2 separate regions of the Homo sapiens genome follow, and region 1 is linked to region 2. Evidence: chromatin contacts called from ENCODE Hi-C or POLR2A ChIA-PET data. All regions are on one chromosome and are shown on one strand. Each heading gives the region's core, a stretch centred on a gene start or an enhancer-like site at or near the end of the contact. The rest is flanking DNA. Distances are from core to core; before and after follow the strand shown.

Region 1 (4,118 bases), core at 576-3,075, 110 kb after region 2:
AGACACCAAATTATGTCAGTTCTACTTCCTTTACAGTCTTATATCCACTTACTTCTCTTCATCGTTTTTAAAACTACCTTTTTGAAGTTGGAAATCAACTCTCATCTAGACTATTTAAACAACTTCTTAATTGTCCTCTCTACTTTGCATCTCCTATTACCAGCCCTAAATTATTCCCTACAATGCAACAGTGCAGTGGTTAAGGACAAGAACAAAGGAGTTGTATAAATTTATAGCCTGGGTATACATCTCCACTCACTAGCTGGGTGAACCTGGGCAACCTTCTTAACCTTTTTGCCTCAGTTTCTTCATTGCTAATGTAGAAATAATAACACAACTCTAATGGTTGATAAGAGGATTAAAGAAAGTAATACCTATAAAGAATTGTGAATTGTGTCCCGCTCAGAGAAAGGTTGGGTTATGTATGTGGAGGGCTGGGAGAGAGAAGCAAGGAGGGAACATTATGGATATATCAAGGGCTACAAAAATCACAGGATACACATGATGCAAAGTTCTAAAGCATTAGTATAACTTGAGGATTTGAGAAAACACATCTAAATATATATTATGGCATATTATTCAAAACTTGCATACTTACAACAAGAGATTTTAATACAAATTTTCCCTTGGGAAATTGGGGCGCTACAAAACATGCCTCCTAAAACCCCTGGGAAGTACAAATTTTCTTTCCTTCCCTATATGGTTCCAGACTTTTCTGGAACCACTGTAGGCATTCAATAAATGACGGTATTATTCAGCCACTCCCCAGTTAAAACTCTTCCAGTGACTCCCCGCTGACCTCTGGATAAAGTCTGAACAATGAACACTGGTGGACAGAGTCCTGGTTTACCCTCTCCAACACATTTGTCTCTACTAGCACCCAAGTTCCATGGTACTGCAGGCGGCCAAGAGCTCTACACTTTGCCTCCCTCGTTGCGGGACTTTTGTCTGCAACTACTCGGGCCCCTCTACACCCTCATCTCCTGGCCAATCCCTTTAGCCCTCAGTCTCTGATAACCATCACTTCCTCTGGCGTGCCTCCTCTGGGTCCAACTCCTTTTCTCCCAGAGTTAGGCTAGGAGCCACCTGTGGTCCTACTACATTTACCACTGTCCTGGTTACCAGCCCGCGCCTCTCCTACTAAACTGTTAAGCTCTGTGCATAAGGGACTGTGTTGCCTTTCCCACTGGGTTATTTAGGCGTTCAATAAAGATCGTGAATTAACTCATGAATCCCGGTGTCCACAGCTGGAAGGCCCCAACAACAAACTCTTTCAGCACCAACTCAACTTCCATCCCCCCATCTCTTGGCTGGGAAGGGGCCTCAAGACTGGTCACTGCACTCGGTTCTAAACCAAGTACCAGGGCCTTAAAAACGCCAAACTGACCAGGAGGGACGCTAGCTCCAAAATACAGCCCAAGAGCACGCTTCGAGGAATGACTGACACACTAGCTTCACGATCCGCCCCGCAGAGACCCACAGCGCGCCTCGCGCCCAGCTATGCGCACGCGCGGGGCCACTGCAAAGAGGGCGGTTCCGACGCGGAAAACAGGGAATGCGCACAGAGCAAGAGCGCACGGCCCGGCTCGAGAGGAGGGGCGGCCTGGGGGCGCCACTAGTAGTTCCCGAACCCTGTCACAAAATCTGCAGCCTCCCGGCCCCAATTGCGCTTCTTCCTCTTCAGTCCTACAGCGGCTTCTCACCCACACTCCGTACGCCGTCCTCAGGAAAGGCCCCCGCTAATGGCAAAGCCAGCCACCCGCACTGGCCGCGGGTCCTCAGCCGGGATAGACAGCCCCGCTGCTGCCCGACGGACGCCGGAAGTTGGGCCCTGGCCGCGCCGGAAGCCCCGGATTTCCCGGCTCCGCCCCACCCCTTCGCCCGGGATTTCCGCCGAGGCGGTGCAGCTACCGCGCCGTGTTGTCCTCTGTCTGCACCGCCGCTGACGGAAAGCTAGGCCCTTCTGGAGACCCGCTTTCCCAAGGGCGCGGCCTCCTGGGCCGGGATGCACGAGGAAAAATAATCCCCTGCCTTTCTTCGGTAGCTGTTTTCCAGTCCACAGCACCACTGCTGAACCGAGCGTTACTGAGTAGCGTTCTTTGCCTTCACCCCTCCCTTCCTCTACCACTTGTCCACTCTCGAGGTTTAACTAAGAAGTCATACTTTACTAGACAACCCAATCTCAGAAGTCGTCATTTCCCCCTTAGCTACTTGAATAGTACCTGGCACCTCTTGCTTCCTCCATTAACTACTCCCTCGGGCAGCGACGTCCCTCCTTTCCCTCTTCTCTCCCGATTAGAGCCACTACGGGCCGTGCCTTCCTCTTCCACGGGAGCTCTATCTTGGTACACCCAGAACCACCTCCCTCCCTAACCCGCTGCCACACTCGTGGGGGTCTCTACCTGTCTCCTCTTGATCCAGGTAAGTTATGTGGACCTGAATAATAGAGTACAGAAAAGTCACTCTTATGCACTCACTATGAAAATGACTGAACAACTTTCTGGAGCCGTGTTGACATAATAGGATACTCACTCGGGTTACACCTTATACAAGGGTTATACCCCTTGATAAAACCACTGCTCTGTCCTTGACTAGGGACCCATATATGCCACCCGTATGCCACAATCTAACACCCCCACTACCCAAGGCTGCAGTCAGCCCTGTTAGGAGCTGTGACCCATTCTGTCCCTTGGACTAGGAGCCATCTGCTTTTCCTCCCCACTGGATCTGAAGTTTTTTTGTCTTACTCATATATGCTAAGTTTAAGTTTTCTGTGTGAGGGTCTAATTGGTTGAAGGAAAAAGGATTTGGTCCTAGTTTCCCCTTATGAGCCAGCTGTCTTTGACCAGATTAAGACATCACCAAAGGATTTTAAGTGGGTAATATAAGAAGTGTATTTTTCTAAATGCTTCCTCTGCCTGCAGTATGAATAGATAGGAGAGATGCCAGAATGGGTGAGACCAGATAAGAGACCCACTGCAGGGCCACAAGAGAGATACTTGAACTAGAATGTGTGGAAACAAAGCAAAGAGGATAAATTCATAGGAGGCAAAACAGAAACTGGTGACAGATTAGATTGGGGTTAGGGAGAAGGCATCAATTATCAGGCTCCAAGACTAGGCAATTGGGTAGTGTAACTGATTTTTTTTTTTTTTTGGAGACAGGGCCTCACTCTGTCACCCAGGATGGAGTGCAGTGGCACAATCATGGCTCACTGCAGCCATGACTTCCCAGGCTCAAGGGATCCTCCTGCCTCAGCCTCCCCAGACAGCTGGGACCACAGGTGCACACCACCACAACTGGCTAATTTTGATTTTTGTAGACAGGGTGGGGTCCCACGATGTTGCCCAGGCTGGTCTCAAACTCCTGGGTTAAAGCAATTCTTCCACCTCAGCCTCCCAAAGTGCTGGGATTACAGGCGCGGGCACCAATGCCTGGCCTCATTCAGATTATGTGGAATCATGGGACAGGACTAATGGCTTTCTCCTCTCCAAATGGATCTACTTGATGAAAGGCAAGCTAAGAAGAAATTCAGCCCCTCCAAAGGGAGGGACTGGATTCAGAAAAAAAAAAAAAAAAAAGGAGCGGGGGGGCAAAAAACCCAAAGGAGTGAAGCCATAAAGCAGTATCTGAACTGGAACAAAAACAGTAGGAAAAACTTATCTTGATCGTTGATACCCTTGGACATAGCCCACTGTGTCCCAGGTCCTTGCATCGAATGTTTTCACAATATTTGACTTCTAATGAAAAATCAGGGGCCAAGAGAAATCTTAGCAAAGAAGAATTCCATTACCATTGGTATCAAAATGTTATTTTTGTTGTTTTGAGACGGAGTCTCACTGTGTAGCCAGGCTGGAGTGCAGTGGCACAATCTCAGCTCACTGCAACCTCTGCCTCCCGGGTTCAAGCGATTCTCATGCCTCAGCCTCCCAAGTAGCTGGAATCACAGGCATGTGCCACCACACCCGACTAACTTTTGTCTTTTAATAGAGACAGGGTTTTGCCATGTTGGCCAGGCTGGTCTCAAACTCCTGACCTGAAGTGATCTGCCTGCCTCAGCCTCCCAAAATGTTGGGATTACAGGCGTAAGCCACCATGCCCAGCCTCAAAATGTTACA
Region 2 (4,347 bases), core at 181-2,680:
TCTGTCCAAATGAGCAGTCGGTGGCTTCCCCTCTTGAGTCTCTCGGTCGTTGGAAAGCTGCTCTTTCTCCTCGGGCGACAGGCCGTGTGTCCCATTTCCTGGGTCCCGGCCGTCTAGACTGGGCCTCTTCTTGTTCGAGTGACTGTGCTGAGGCCTCTTCTGGTGACTGTCTGGAGCCTCCTCCAAGGCAGGGACACGCTGGCCGCTGCCAGCTTGCCCCCCTTCCTTGTCTGTCTTGAAGTCCGAAGGCTGCCTGTCCCTGGCACTTGCCCAGGAGGGCATCCTTGGGGTTTCCTCTCTTAAGCAGGCCCCGCATGATTTCTCCCTGATCAAAGTAGGGGAGTGCCAATCTCCCTGGGCACACAAGGGGCGTTTTTCCTGGCGAGACGATTTGTGCCCCTTGCTGTGGCTCACAACGGCTTTCCCCTGGGGTTGGCCCTGGCAGCCTGGACACAGCAGAGGCCCGCCCTGAGCCGCGTGAGTGTGGCCTCTTCCGGGTTGCTTCCCGGGCGCAGCGGGCTCAGGGCCCTCGGGCATCCGGAGGGGAGCTGTGCGCGTTGGAGAGGCCCGATAGCGGCCGGAATCAGCTGGGGCTATTCTGGGGCACTTTCTCTCAGCTCTGGGCTCGCGACTGTGAGACCTCGGGTGAGGTCTCTGTTGCCCCGGAGGTGTTCTGCGTGCTGTCCGTCTGTGCTCAGGGCTGTGAGATGGGCTCCTGGGGGCCGTCGCGTTTTCTGGGAAGCCCCAGGCCTTTTCCTGGTCCTGAAGAGCCTCCCCGAAGCGCTGTCGGGAAGCGCTCTCCTCAGGGTCCTGTGGGCCAGGCCGGGTGTTTCGGTCCACGAGCACCAGCTTCTTCCACCGGGCCGCTAAGTCTCTGGCAAAGTCGCCCACGTGCTGGTGCTTCCGCAGGCGCTTCACCGTCTTTCTGATTCCAGTCTCCGCCAGGATGTCTGCCGTCATGGGCAAGGCGGAGAGTTTCTGCAAATATTTCTCTAGCTTTTTCGGCTCCGTCTTAGTGGCCAGACGCACCTGCAGCTTCTCCACTGCGTGCAGCGTAGTGGACCCTGCCGCCATCTCACCAGAGCTGTGCAGGCGTCGCTGTCCCGGCGGTCGCAGCTCTGTCTTTGGGGCTGCGGGACAGGAAGTCTGGGGTGGCCGGTCCTCGCTGCCCGGTCGCCAGGCAGCGACCTCGGGATGTGGAGTCACAGCCTGGAGCGAGCTGGGTCCTCGGAGCAGCAGGCCACTTGGTCTGGAACGGCCGTCCTTGCAGACAGCTGAGCAGGCCCGCTTTTGTTCCTCGGGATGTGGAGCCACAGCCTGGAGTGACCTCTGCAGTTTGCTGTGCAACAAAGAATGAAGCTCTGGTGCCAGAGCTGGGCCTTATGTAGCCCATCCCAGGCTGACACTCACGGCTCTAGCCCTGACCCTCTTAGCTCTTGGGCTGCCCCGCCCCCATACGTACTCATGCCGTCAGCACAATGCAGACAATCGGGACGGTCCACGCCAGGTGGACTGCTGTGCCCCAGAGGTTGATTAGGTTAATTTCAGCCTCGACACACCCCACTGAGTTTTACCGTTGACCTTCCATGTTCGCAGGTTCCACATCTGTGAATTCCAAAAAACACAGACTGAATCTTCTTGGGAGTAAAACAGAAAATAACACAGCAAGACAAAATCATAGAAAGAAGAACCAATACAGGATAACAACTCTTTGCCTAGGACTGATGTTGTGTGAGGGGACTTCCCAAATTTGTCAAAACAGGGATTAAAAGACAAAAATAAAACCGGTAGATTTTATTTCTTAACATCTGCTCCATCAATTTCGAGACAGTAGTTCGAGCACTGTCTTGACCCCGCCTTGTCCCTCAAGCCCTGATGTTTCTGGGAATTTAACTATTTCCAAGAAATCTTTTTTCCATTATTAACTGAAGAAAACTGGGTGCCGTTTGCAGAATTTTTAATACGAGGAAATAAATAGAAGTCAGCAGGTTCCACATCATGACTGCAAGGTGGACGCCTCATGATCTCCTTTTGAAACTCTTGCCAAACTGCCCTTTGTTCAGTGAAATGCTACAGCAAGAACTTTTTCATGATTAGGTAGAACTCTCTGGTAATGGTTTTTCTGCTCATGCTTTGGCTAGTTTTCTCAAAAACTCTGTTAGTAAGCATATTTGATCTTGGTTTGGCCCTTCAAAAAGTCTTTTAGTCATATCTTTTGAGCATTCCCCAAAACTGTTGCCATGACCTCTTCTCTTGACTGGTCCTCTCTGTCTTTGACTGGAGTGCTGCCACCTTTTGGTAGCCTTTGTTTTGTGCTCTTTCTTCAGGACTATCCAGTGTAGCCATGTTTTATCCCCGCTTACAAATCTTGGAATAAATATTTCTGGATCTTCTTCCACCTGTTTTAAAACTTTAAAGAAATTTTTACTCTTGTCTCTAGCTATTATTGTTGAAACAGATTTGGTATCTGGATCGGACTTTAATTTTCAGTGACAATTATTAAAACAGGATCATTTGAAATATCTATGGTTTTTTCTCTTATTTCTGTTGTTACTTATTTACCCTCTCAAATTAGGGAACACTTGGTCCTATGTTTCTGAGCATAGTTGACCAATTCTGACATTGTATTAAATTCAATAAATGTCTTTTCTGGATCTGTAGACACTTCTTTTGATATTTCTAGCATTTTTTTGGGTTGTACAGCATTTGAAAGTTAGGAAGTTTCCTGGCAGAGCCAGGAGATAGTCAGGAAACAAACAAGAAACAAATTAGAACCTACAGGTATATATATTCAACCTTTTAGGGGAATATTAGATGCAGGGACTGTAAAACAGAAGTATAGTAAAGACATTTGAAAGAAGTGATGTATGCTTTTTAACTGTTTGTTTTTGAGATTGAAAGCTTAATGCAAAATTTGGATCTTATTACTGAAATTGAAACGAGCTCATGCAAATTAATCTCCATTGCACCCGTAAAAAGGAAATTAAAAGCACTAATGTTGCATGTGGTGTATATACAGTAACATTTCCTAAATATCTTCTGGGTCTAAAACTGGGAATGATATTCAATGCTTCCTTTTCCTCAGGCTATGGTATCATAGGATTCAATTTTGAATTTGATAATGGAGGTATATTTGTGGCACAATAGCCCACAAAGGAAATGAAAGAAAACAAAAACAGCCAGATTATTGAAACATGCAAATGAGACACCTAGATTAGATGTTCACTTCTGGGCCTCCTTTCTTTGTACACAGAAATTAATGAGCATGTAATTGTGTCCATTTCAGGGGCACACCATCTCTTACAGTTTAAATGGATCCTTTTTGCGGGGAATGGCTCATTCTTAGTTTTTTTTAATTCAGAAGATAATTTTCTAGGTTAATTTGAATGGCCTGGGCAGAAAGATGTAGATCTGGCCAACTTTATACCTTTAATTAAGAAATTTGTAAGACTGCATTCTGTGTTTTCAGTAACAGAAGCTCATCTTAAATATTTAACACTACATTTGGAATAGTGTTTTTAAAACTCTCTTTTCCTGCTTTACTCTTACTGAATTCTGAATTTTTATCACTCTTACCACAAAATAAAAATCACATTATTATTTTAAGACCTGGTCACCACAAGTAAAAGCTGCTTCACAGTCCACATAGTAGGAAAGCCATTTTTTTTTTTTTATTAGAGATGGGAGTCTCCCTATGTTGCCCAGGCTGCTCTCAAACTCCTGGGCTCAAGTGATCCTCCCACCTTGGCCTCCCAAATTGCTGGGATTACAGGAGTGAGCCACAGTGCCCGACCATGAAAAGCCATTTTTGATGCAGCCTCATTACCAGACAGAGTTCTAAAGGACTCAGCCAATCCCCATTATAGACATCGACTCTTTTGCAAACTGTGATTCTAATAAAAAAAAAGTGGAAATTCTTTTGATTGGAGTTGAAGTACCTGCCATTTTGCAGAAATGTAATGAAAACCCTGAGTAAGCCTGTCTTTTAGGCTATTCTTTCAAAAGTATGATCAACATTGCTCAGATTTGTTTAGGATTAAGAATTAGACCTCTGTCTCAAGAATTAGAGCTTTTGCTTTCTTATTTATCCTGATTAACTGTGTTAATTAGGTCAGTGGTTCACTGTTTAAATGACTCTCCAGGGATTCTAAAAAGGAGTTTGAAGGAAATAATTCTGACAAATGTTCCAACTTGCTTTTATTAGGGTTGCTATGAAACTCACTATCCTACCTGTGGGTAGTAGAAAATAAACTGTATTTTTCTGCCTCTGTGTATGTGCATGTATGTGCACACATGGAGTATTTCTATAATATAGTGTAATTGATCCTCTAGAGTATAAATTGCTGA

The links. A loop is a pair of places that touch in the nucleus more often than their neighbours do. ChIA-PET counts read pairs that join two places held with the same protein, here RNA polymerase II (POLR2A). Pooled maps may share reads with other maps.
Region 1: a loop to region 2 is called in a pooled map, with 4 times the contacts of the local background. The contact joins the promoter of HDHD2 here to the promoter of ELOA2 in region 2. A Hi-C loop is called at or near these places in 1 of 50 pooled maps. POLR2A ChIA-PET finds 5 or more read pairs at or near these places in 2 of 52 experiments (A673 and HEK293).

Annotation. Positions count from the first base shown.
Region 1 is chr18:47,148,675-47,152,792 of GRCh38, forward strand. It overlaps HDHD2 (haloacid dehalogenase like hydrolase domain containing 2), which reads right to left and starts at 1,826. Exons shown (of 7, transcript NM_032124.5): 1 at 1,704-1,826. RefSeq lists an enhancer at 1,235-1,294.
Region 2 is chr18:47,034,191-47,038,537 of GRCh38, forward strand. It overlaps ELOA2 (elongin A2), which reads right to left and starts at 1,431. Exons shown (of 1, transcript NM_016427.3): 1 at 1-1,431. The coding sequence starts at 1,074. The region is part of intron 3 of KATNAL2 (katanin catalytic subunit A1 like 2); the gene reads left to right.